Linked DNA regions of Homo sapiens: all the other regions are linked to region 2. A link is a loop called in an ENCODE intact Hi-C map of the cell type or tissue named here. Cell type or tissue: MCF 10A. All regions are shown on one strand.

Region 1 (4,000 bases), 120 kb before region 2:
ACAGCACGATACTGGTATAAAAACAGACCATAGACCAATGGAACAGGATAGAGAACCCAAAAATAAAGCTGCACAATTACAATAATCTGATCTTTGATAAAGTTGACAATAACAAGCAATGGGAAAAGGACTCCCTATTCAATAAATTGTGCTGGGATAATTAGCCAGCTATATGCAGAAGAATGAAAATGGACCTCTACCTTTCGCCATATATAAAAATTAACTCAAGATGGATTAAAAACTGAAATGTAAGACCTCAAACTATAAAAATCTTAGAAGAAAACTAGGATATACCATTCTGGACAGTGGCCTTGGCAAAGAATTTATAACTAAGTCCCTAAAAGCAATTGCAACAAAGACAGAAATTGACAAGTAGGACCTAATTAAACTAAAGAGCTTCTGCACAGCAAAAGAAACTATTAACAGGCTAAACAGACAATTTATAGAATGGTAGAAAATATTTGCAAACTATGCATCTGACAACAGTCTAATGTCCAGAATCTATAAGAAACCTAATTCAACAAGCAAAACCAAATAACCCCATTAAAAATGGGCAAAGGACATGACAGACACTTCTCAAAAGAAGACATACATGTGACATACAAATATATGAAATAATCCTCAACATCATTAATCATCAGAGAAATGCAAATCAAAACCACAATGAGATGCCATTTTGTCCCCATCAGAATGGCTATTAAAAAGACAAAAAATAACATGTTGATGAGGTTGTGAAGAAAAGGGAACATTTATATACTGTTGGTGGAAATGTAAATTAGTTCAGCCACTGTGGAAAGCAGTTTGGAGATTTCTCAAATAATTTAAAACAGAACTACCATTTGACCCAGCAATTCCATTATGGAGTATATATGCAAAGGAAAAGACATTGTTCTACCAAAAAGATAAACACACTCATATTTTCATCACAGCACTCCTCACAATAGCAAAGACATGGAATCAACCCAGGTCCCCATCAATGGTGGACTGGATAAAGAAAATGTGGTACATATACACCATGGAATACTACACAGCCATAAAAGTGAATCGAATTATATCCTTTGCAGCAACATGGATGGAGCTAGAGGCCATGATATTAAGCGAAGTAATGCAGGAACAGAAAACCAAATACCACATGTTCTCACTTACAACAGGGAGCTAAACATTGAGTACACACGCATATAAAGATGGCACCAATAGACATTGGGGACTATGAGAGTGGGGAGGGTGGAAGGAAGACAATGGTTGAAAAAGTATCTATTGCGTGCTATGCTCACTACCTGGATGACAGGATTATTCATATACCAAGCCTTAGTGACACGTCATTTACCCATGTAACAAACCTGCACATTTACCCCCTAAACTTAAAAGCTGAAGAAAATAAATAAAAATTTAAAGGTATGTGAATTTTATTTCAATAAAACTGTTACACTAATAGTAAAAGACAGAAACTTCCTTAACAAGTAGACTGACATTTTTAGTGGGTACACTCTGGAAGCATCACTGAAATCAGAAACAAACCATGAATGTTCACTATATTACTGTTATTTAACATTCCACAGGAAGTAGCCAATGCAATTTGATGGGAAAAAGAAATAAAAGGTATAAAAGTTTGGAAATGAGAGAACCAACTGGAAAAAATCATAAAATTTGAAGAATTCAGTAAAGCACAAATTTAGTAAATACAAATCAATAATTTTCACACTTTCAAATAAGAAGTAGCTGTTCATATTAAAAATAATACCTTGGAATAAATTTTATAGGAAACAGTCACAGGCTATAAGAAAAAAACGTAAAATGCTACAGAAGAACTCTAAGAAAGAATTGAATAAATAAAAGTATCATCTATTCAATACGATGATTCACTGTTATAAATATGTTGACATTCCCTAAAATTAACAAGATTGTAATAAATACACCAGAATACTAAAAAAAAAAAACTCAAGTGATTTAAAAAGTTTATATGAAAAAATAAATGTGCAATTATAGTCAGATTGCTGAAAAATAAATAGTTATGAAGGAGACTATTCAATAAAATTGTAAAACATAGAATAAAGCTACAGTATTAAAACATGGTGATTCAAGTGCATGAGAAAACAAAGCAGATTGTTAGAACAGCACAGAGAACCAAATACTTATAGTTCTATTTATTAGATTTAGTAGAGCAGGAAGTTTAGCATTGTATATTATTAGAGAAAAAAAAATCCCCTACTCCTACTGAGTTTTTAAATCTGTATTCCCCATTCGTCTAGAGAGGCATAGAAGCAAGAGAGAACTTAGGGACCTAGAGAAGACTCAGTGTAAAAAAGTCAGGACACAGCAGCAATTTGCTGTGACCAATGACTGGACACCAGATGGCAGCAAGGACTCTCAGTGGTGTCAATATGGATGGATGACAACAGCTAGAAAGAATGCCCTCCAAATCGAATCATTGACATTGCATATGCCCAGTAGTGTATTAGCTCACAAGAGCTAATTGTTGAAGTTTTAGAAATTTTGTGAGCTGATTGTTAAACACAGCCATTGTTAAAATTAAACAAACAGAATTAAATAACTTATATTAACAACCCAGGTAGTAAATACTCAAAGCTCATTACTTCCTAAATATTTTATTATATTTTGCTATTAAATGTGTTCTTGAGGTTGCTTACATATCTGTAAATCTGTATTTGTATCTGTATCTATATGGTAGAAATACTAAAAACCTCTTCCCAACTTCATGTGCGGTGATGTTGTGTTGGTAGCTTAAAATTAGTCATGGTGGGAATATTTACACCATGGAAACTGGCAAATGCTATAAATCAGGGCTTGATTTTCTGTTTTGTTGATTTTCTAGAGTAGACTGAAGAAAGTGATGAAGAAAATGTTAATAAGGGCAAACTATACCTAAAAGTGTCCTGGTATATAGGTGTTACTTTGTGTTAAACAGCACAAAAAATTACAGAAATAGTCTTTTAGTATCCTAAGACTATTATCCAACTCAGCAAATAAATAGTTCACGTCACTGAGCAGTGAGTGATAATCTGACATTTATCTTTGTTGTTTCACTTTTATCTGTTAACATAAAAGAAAACATCAACCAACATTCATATTTAAGTCACACACATTCATCAATGACATGGTGACTTTTTCTATGAACTAGATAGCCAACATAGTCTAATTTTGTTAAACAACGGCTGAATTGTAACTGTAGGTTGGCTACAGATACAAGAGTTCAACAAAACCAATAAATACATTCTGTGTAGTTATATGAAATTTAAAATAAAGAATATTGTATATTTTGTTATTATTTGTAAATTGTATTACACATACTTTATATCAGTAAAATTTATAATAAACTTATGTCCATATGTACGTGCATACTTTTATCTACCAGAACATTACTTCATAGGCCCCCCAAAACTTGGACTCAACACTGGGCACAGTAGGGAATCTCCATCCTGGTTAAAATTAGGTTTCCATTCTTGATGGAATGGGAACCAGAATATATATTAAATTCAGTTATAGAGAAAAGAATGTTATATCTATTGCACATCTCAAATTATGAATATGTTTAAGACTTGTACCCATTTCGCATCTGATAAGGCAAAGTAAACCTAAAAGCTAAACAAGGAGGCTCTGAGGCCTCCATTTTCGCCTTCGGCAGTACATCCCACACAGTGAATGAGTGGGCTTCCAACCCTATTGTAACAATATTGATGATCCCTGCCTGGTCCTGACTCATAAAAGAAGTTGATGTGGGTCAATGACTCCTGAAGTGGACATAAATCCTGAGGCTGCGCTGCATAACCTCTGAACTTTCAGTGACTGCTGCCTCAAGGTAATTGCCTAAGCCTCTAGGACTTAAGGTGGGGAGAATGCGTGTGTTGGGGGCTCCGCAGAACTGAGACCTTTAAATGGACTCTGTAAGTTTTGTTCCACCCTTAAGGCTACACCAGAAATTTATAGACTGTGGTCTGGAAATCATTACACGTGCTAGACATGTTTTTGTGTCCACAAATCT
Region 2 (4,000 bases):
AGAGTCCCCAGGCCCTTTCCAGACAATCCTGCTAATTTCCACAGAAGATGACAGGACAATTTCATGACCCCCAAAGGAGGCAGCATGAAGTCACGGAAAGATTAGGAGCTGTGGGGTGAGGTGGGCTCAGATCCCAGCCCCATTCCCAATCACCATACCATAAAGGTACAATCTTCAATGGCAGGTAACCACTGAGTAAAGCAGATTGCTTTTATGATAGGAATGGGCCTAGTCTAATCTGTTGAAGGCCTAAAGAGACCAAAAGGTGGAGAAAGAGAATTTGCTCTCTCTGCTTGACTGTCTTTGAGCTGGGACATCGATCTTCTCCTGCCTTTAGACTTGAACTCAGACTAAGACTTATACCACTGGCTCTCCTGCTTCTCAGGCCTTTGGGCTTGGACTGAAACTGACACCACCGGCTCTCCTGGGCCTTCATCTTGCTGACTGCAGATCCTGGGACTTGCAAGCCTCCAAAGCCCTGCGAGCCAATGCCTTACGATAAATCCCTTTGTATAAAGGCTCCATCGCCTGTTGTTTCTGTTTCTCTGGAGAACCCAGACTGATATAAGCAGCTAACATTCCTTGAGCTCTGATTTGCCAGACGCTGTGGTAAATGCTTGCCAAGCAATTCTCAGGTAACCCCTACCTCCACCAGATGAGAGAAGCACCATTGTTCTTCTTCCCTCAGAGATGGTAATGACCTTTCCTAAAATCACCAAGGTAGTGAATAGTAGAACTGGAATTCGACACTAAATCTGCCTGACTCCAAAGTACATTATTCCATACCACTCTGGGCTCTCCATTTTACCGAAGCCCAAGGCACTGATCTCCCTTGAAACTGTCAGCCACCTCTACCCAGCTGCTGGCCCACAGTCCCACCTGCCCTTACAGCGCTCTGTAATTCATTGACTCACCAAGTGCTGAGCATGGACTAGTGTGCTCCGCCACGTGCAGGGCACTGGGTGTGTAGTAATGAGCAGTTGTACATAGCTCCTGCTCTCTCAGAGCCCACAAGAAGGAGTCCTTCCTTCAAGGGAAGAAGATGTTAGTTGCACAGGCAATTGCTGCCCATATGATAAGGGATGGAGTGATGTGGAAGTACAGAGCATAGGAAGCACAGAGCTATTTGGAGGAAGAACAGCTGCAGCGAAACCTAAAGAATGAGAAGGTGTTTAAGAGGCGAAGAATAGACTCTTTGGAGTCAAGAGGTGTATGAATGTGTTCAAGTGATGGTTTGTAATTCTATTAACTACAACATGCCCTTCTCTGTGAGATATATATATATATATATATATATATATATATATATATATATATGTATTTGTAGTTGATGTTGCTATGTAAAAATATTTTGTTAAGGCTCCTTTTCAGTAGTATAATCTACCTATATACATAATTTTTAAAAACCAGTATAAAATCCCAATTGTAATATAAAGGGGAAACAAAAGGAAAGTAGTTTCAGTAAAATAATCTGCATCTCCATATGCAATCGCTCAAGCATAACCACACTAGTGTAGTGAAGTAGACAGAAGTTAGCACCTCTCAGTGGAATTATAGTGAATGTGATGGTCACGTGTTATGTTGGCAACTCAAATACCATGAGCAGCATTGCCAACATTGCTGTGAATTTCATAATGATTAACAACCTTGGTAATCATCCAAATAAAACAAACTATAAATCTTTCTTTGATTTACAGAGTTGTTGCATCCCTGGAAATCTTAGCTTGTGCAAAAAAACCAAAAACCAAAAAGCTTTGTGTTTATATGTCCAATGGAGTTTGCACCCCTGTTTTACAGCCACCTGGGGCCCAGACAGGGACTGTGAGACTCAGATTATTATAACTAATTTTTCACCTATCTAATGTCTGTTGGGACATTCAAAATGATGCAGGTCATGGGATAATTCTTTTGTTGTGCTGGACTGCTTCGCTCTGGCCAATGTGGGACTTCCACGTTCTTCATGCCCAACGCACTCTATGTGGTAGCACCTCCTCCAATCAATGTGGCAAAGAGTCCCTCAGATTTTCCAGAGGGTCTTTTAGGAGTGGTAACTGCCCCCCTTAGAGAAACACCAAGCTAAGGAAGCTCTGAAGCAAAGGTGTCTAAAAAAGAAATAAAATAAAATAAATGAAACCATTGAAATTAACTTTAATAATATAATTTATGTAACCCCATATATCCAAAATTCTTTCATTTCATACACATAATCAATATAAAACATCATTAAAGATATTTTACATTTTTTGTACTGTCTTTGAAATCCAGTGTCTATTTTTTGTGGGGGGAGGGGTCAGGGTCTCCCTCTGTTGCCCAGGCTGGAGTGCAGTGGTGCCATCATAGTTCACTGCAGCCTCGACCTCCTGGGCTCAAGAAATCCTCCCACCTCAGCCTCCTGAGTAGCTGGGACTACAGGCACATCCCACACTATACTGGCTAATTTTTTATTTTTTGTAGAAACAGAGTGTCGTTATATTGTCCAGGCTGGCCTCAAACTCCTGGCCTCAAGCAATTCTCCCACCTTGGCCTCCCAAAGTGCTGGAATTACAGGTGCGAGCCATCTCAACTGGCTTCAATATGTGTGACTGTACATGTGTGGCACATCTCAGAGGAACCTGTTTCAGACACTCAGCAGCCGCAGGTGCTGGAGGCCGCCATATTGGATAGTGCCACTCTAGAAAGTATCTGGTCCCTTTCTTCAGCACAGGGCTTCTTTTTGAACACTCAGTTTCCCAGAACTTTTATACTTAGGAAAACACAGACTCAGGTTTTCTAGACAGGTACTTGGAAACCAACCCACAGACTGTGATCCCAAGATGCAGCGGACACACCGTTCACAGCCAGCCACAAAGCAGCGAATGCAGGGCTACATCACACTGCCAGCTCCCTGCTCCTAGTCACAGAGCCGTGCCGAGTCACAATTAACTGCTGATAACCACACACGGCTGAGTGCTGGCTGCAAATTGAAGGCCCCCTTGAAAATGCTGGAAACAGATGTTCTGTAGACTCTGACCTCTCATCATTAATTTTAGAATTTAAATGCCTGTTAATTTCCCCCCTTTTATTGCTGAGCTCCACACAGCAGCATGCTCAATGTCAATGGGAGCATCCGTTGGGGGCATTCCATCTATCAAATCTGAAGGTCACTGGAAATCTGGGAGCTCAGAGGAGGAAAGAAGGACCAGGAGCAAGGAGAGGGGGCCCTTGGGCACACAGGGTGAGGCTGAGAAGAGGCTCCTCTGGCTACAACTGAAGCCTGAGCAGAGGAGATGAGCACCCACCTACCTGCCCTTGTCCAGTGCATAGAGAAAAGAAGGGGTTTGGGGAGGAAACATAGGTGAGTGTGAGAAAAATCAAAAGCAGTGATCTGAGGGAGTCTCACTCACTCCCCACATCTGACACCTTCCTTTTGCCATCTGATGACCTAAAGTGGCTTATCGGGAGCTAGTACCCAGAGAGAGACAACACACAGACTTTGGAGTCAGAAAGACCAGGTTCAAGTTCTGTTCCTCTTACTTTCTAGCTGAGAGACATTGGGCACGCACATACACTGAGCCTCTGGTGGCTTGGGTCAGGAATGGGGATAAGGTCGCTCATTCAGCTTTATGAGAAGGTCACAGTATGATGATAGATATAGTGCCTATATCTATCTATCGATAGATATATCTATCTATCGATAGATAGATATAGCTTGGTACACAGCAGGGACTTAATAAATACCCATTCATTCTCCCTTTATCGCCTATTCTCAATGCCATAGTTGATGAGGATGATAGAATTTACAGTGGCTGGTGATGATGACTTTAGAGGTCTCCCAGAACCATCCTCCAGGAAATGGAAGATGTTTTGAGCCCAAAACTTTTAGGGGAAGAATCAAAGCAACCTCCTTATTAGACCAGAGACTGACTCCAGCACTCCATCACGGGGCCTAGCCTGCTGGCCGGCTCAGGAACATTTCATGCCGGCCCCTGCTAGGTGGCCCTGAGGGAGATGGGTTCTTGAT
Region 3 (4,000 bases), 390 kb after region 2:
TGAGGTATGTGGAAAAACAAAATACTATAGGCAAGGAGGTTAAGAAAGTAGAAGGCAGGGTGGGGGCAGTCACCCACATGGGTGAAGGGTCTGGACAAGCCTAACAAGTTGCTTGTACAGCAGTCACGTTGGTTGACCACAGAGCCACCTTTCCCACCACCTACCACACCTGCCACCTGATCCAACTCTGACTCCTAGTCTTCAGCTTCCACGAATGAATGGGAGTTCAGATAGGTAAGTAAGCCTGAATGGTAGCATGCATAAACTTCAAGAGGCAGCATTGTGTGAGGGGACAAACACACTGGCCCCAGGTGGGCAGGAGGCTAGGCAGTGGGCCACGTGGTCTCTTCTCATGGGATTTCACATCGGCAGTGAGCTTCCTAAACTCACAAATGGTATGTTTATATTCCTTTTTTGGGAATGGTGACAGAGATGAGCCTCATGCCTGTATCTGATACAGGGCCAAAGCATGATGGCACACACAGGTGTAGAAACCTAGAAGAAGATAAAAGCAGGAGAAGTCAGGCCCAGAAACTCTTAGAATACAAGGGGACCCCTTGAGGGGTCACAGGTCCTGAGAAGGAGGTACCTGTTTAGACTAACCATGCCTGTGATAAGCAGAGGGTGTCTTAGTCTGTTTGGGCTGCTATAATAAATACCATAGATGGGGTGACTTATAAGCAAGAAACATTTATTTCTCACAGTTCTGGAGGCTTGGAAGTCCAAGATCAAGGCACTGGCAGATTCCATGTTGGGTGAGGGCCCATTTCCTGGCTCAAACATGTTGCTTTCTAGCTGTGTCCTCACATGGTGATATAAATGGGCAAGGCAGCTCTCTAGAACTTCCATTAAAAGCACACTCATCTCATAATCACCTACCAATGACTTCACTTCCTGGGAATTGGCTTGTGACCATTGCCTTGTGGGTATAACATATGAATTTTCAGGGGACATAAACATTATATATCCATCAGATATAACCTCTCATTTGTCCAAAAAGGGAACTGGGTCTCAAAGAGGTTAAATAATTTGCCCAAGATCATTCACTTGCCAAAATGGCAGGAGCAGGATTTGAACGTAGGCCCACTGGACTCCAAACATGTGATCTTCACCATTCACTGGCAACAAGAGGAGGAAAATACTTCCACTGAGTTCTAAAGGCTGAGTAAAATTATCCAGAAAAAGGAAGAGAAGGTAAGAGGTGGAGGAAGTGGTACCAGGCAGAGGGAGCCCAGGAATGAGCAGAGCCAAGAATGTGAGAGAGTATGATGTGTCCAGGTACCTGCAAAGGCCACACACAAGACCACTATGTTCCCAACACAACACATGTTCTCACCTCCAAGCAAGTGAGCTGTTCCTTCCTTCCAGAATTCCTCCCTGTCAGCCTTTAGGTCAATAACTTTTCCTTGTTCTTCAAAATTTATTTCAAGTGTTAATTTTTCCAGGTTTTCTCAAAGGCCTAGGAATTGGCTAGGGGCTCTTTGCACTCCAGCAAGGTGTTGGTCTGCATTTTCCCTGCAGGAGAAAGATGAGAGAATTTAAGAAGCTGTGTCTCCCTGTGCATAAAAGGATACAGCCTCACTTCTATGAGGTTCCTTCCAAGAATATAACATGATTGCCACCATGAGGAAACATCAGGAAAACCCAGATTGAAGGATCTACTACAAAATAACTCATCTCTCAGAATCATGAAAGAAAGAAAAATCAAGGATTTGACCCACATTAAAGGAGATTAAAGGGTTATGACAAAAAATGCAATGTGTGATTTTGAATTAGAAGTGGCAAATTTTGAATTAGAACACAAGTGGCAAATTTTGAATAATGTATATATTTTTAAAAACATAATACTATCATATCAATGTTAATTTTCTGATTTTGATCACTGAAGTCTCACTGTGTAAAAGAATATCCTTATCTTTCAGAAATACCCATTGAAATATAAAAATATTTGGAGGTAAAGAAACTTCATTTCTGCATCCTAGACTCACACATCTCAGAAGTACAAATATGCACACACACACATACACACACATAGAGAAGTTCACACGAATGTGAACATTTGTACTACCCAAAGCAATTTAAAGATTCAATGCAATCCCTATCAAAATATCAATGACATTCTTTACAGAAATAGAGAAAAAAATTCTAAAATTTGTATGGAACCACAAAAGACTCTGAATAACCAAAGCAATCCTGAACAAAATGAACAAAGCTGGAGACATCATACTACCAGATTTCAAACTATGCTACTAAGCTGTAGCAACAAAACAACATAGTACTGGTGTAACAACAGACACATAGACCAATGGAATAGAATAAAGAACCTGGAAATCAATCCATGTATCTACAGCCAGTGGATTTTTGACAAAAGTACCAAGAACATTGACTAAGGAAAGGACAGTCTCTTCAACAAATTGTTCTGGGAAAACAGAATATCCACATGCAGAAGAAAAACTAGAATCCTACCTATCACCCTATATAAATATCAACTCAAAATGGATCAAAGACCTAAATGGAAGACCTGAAACTATAAAACTACTAGAATAAACAATGGGGAACCACTTCAGGACATTGATCTGGGAAAAGATTATATGAATAAGATCTCAAAAGCACAGGCAACAAAAGCAAGAATAAACACCAGAGATTATGTTACACTAAAAAGCTTCTGCATAGAAAAGGAAACAATCAACAGAGTGAAGAGACAGTCTACAGAATGGGATATAATATTTGCAAACTATTCATCGACAGGGGTTAATATCCAGAAGATACAAGTAACTCAAACATCTGAACAGCAAAAATTCATCTAATTCAACTAAACAATTCAATTAATAAATGAGTAAATGATCTCAACAGACATTTGCTCAAAAGGCATACAAATGGCCAACAAATATATGAAAAAATGTTTAACATCACTAATTTCCCTGATGAGGGAAATGCATATCAAACTCACAGTGAAGCATCATCTCACCCCAGTTAGGATAACTATTATTAAAAAGACAGAAAATAACAAATGCTGTTGAGGATGAGGTGAAAATGGAACTCATATACACTGTTGGTGGGAGTGTAAACTAGTCCAACCACTGTGGAGAACAGTGTAGAGGTTCCTCAAAAAACTACAAACAGAACCACCATATGATCCAGCAGTCTCACTACTGGGTATTTATTCAAAGGAAAGGAAATCAGTATATTGATGAGACATGTGCACTTCCATGTTTATTACAGCACTTTTCACAACAGCCAAGATATGGAATCAATCAGGTGTACAACAGCAGATAAAGAAAATATGGCACATATACGTAATGGAATACTATTCAGCCATAAAAAGGATGAAATCCTGTCATTTGTGGCAACATAGGTGGAACTGGGGGACATTATATTAAGTGAAATAAGCCAGAAACAGAAAGTTAAATACCACATGTTCTCACTCATGTGTGGAAGCTTAAAATGTTGATCTTACAGAAGTAGAAAGCAGAACAGAGAATACTAATAGCTGGGAGAAGTAGAGATAAGGGAGTGATGGGAAGAGATTTGTTAAAGGATGCAAAACTACAGCTATACAGGAAGAACAAGCTCTAGTGTTCTATACCATTGTAGAATCACTGTAGTTAACAATATTGTTTCACATAGCTAGGATGATATTAAATGTTCCCAACACAAAGAAATAATAAATGTTTGAGATGATGGATATGCTTATTAACCCTGATCTGATCACTATATATTACATGTATCGCATCATTATGTGCCCCCAAAATATATACTATTATGTGTATTTTTTAAATTAAAAACAAATCAGTCAATAATAAAGAATATCAGCAGTACCTTCAAAGGTCTGGAGTACCTCTCCCTGATCCTGTCTCCCACCCTCCATCTGTGACAACCACTATGTTGCATTATGTTCATCATTCACTTGCTTTGAAAAACAAAAACAAAAAACGTTTCTACCACCTATGGGTAGATCTCTAGTGTAAACAACGTAATGCTTGGCTTTGTCTGTGAAATT

What was found. Hi-C counts contacts between places; a loop is a spot of excess contacts. Peaks named below come from ENCODE experiments on the same cell type or tissue, not always from the same donor. Only the 100,000 strongest peaks of a DNase experiment are listed, where the experiment ranks them.
Region 1: a loop joins it to region 2, with 7 times the contacts of the local background. A loop is called at or near these places in 1 of 110 quality-filtered maps.
Region 3: a loop joins it to region 2, with 4 times the contacts of the local background. A loop is called at or near these places in 3 of 110 quality-filtered maps.

Annotation. Positions count from the first base shown.
Region 1 is chr13:45,805,353-45,809,352 of GRCh38, forward strand. All of the region lies in intron 1 of SIAH3 (siah E3 ubiquitin protein ligase family member 3), which reads right to left. Among named protein-coding and RNA genes, the nearest start is that of SIAH3, 44 kb to the right of the region's middle. In MCF 10A, a CTCF peak has its summit at 2,364 (motif pointing right); a DNase peak (open chromatin) is centred at 2,369.
Region 2 is chr13:45,927,456-45,931,455 of GRCh38, forward strand. LOC105370191 (a long non-coding RNA gene) reads left to right here and starts at 3,221. Exons shown (of 3, transcript XR_941938.3): 1 at 3,221-3,334. In MCF 10A, no CTCF peak of the experiment used is centred here; a DNase peak (open chromatin) is centred at 1,596.
Region 3 is chr13:46,315,709-46,319,708 of GRCh38, forward strand. LOC105370194 (a long non-coding RNA gene) reads right to left here. Exons shown (of 3, transcript XR_941946.4): 2 at 1,337-1,515. Among named protein-coding and RNA genes, the nearest start is that of LINC00563, 20 kb to the left of the region's middle. RefSeq lists an enhancer at 3,682-4,000. In MCF 10A, a CTCF peak has its summit at 1,660; no DNase peak of the experiment used is centred here.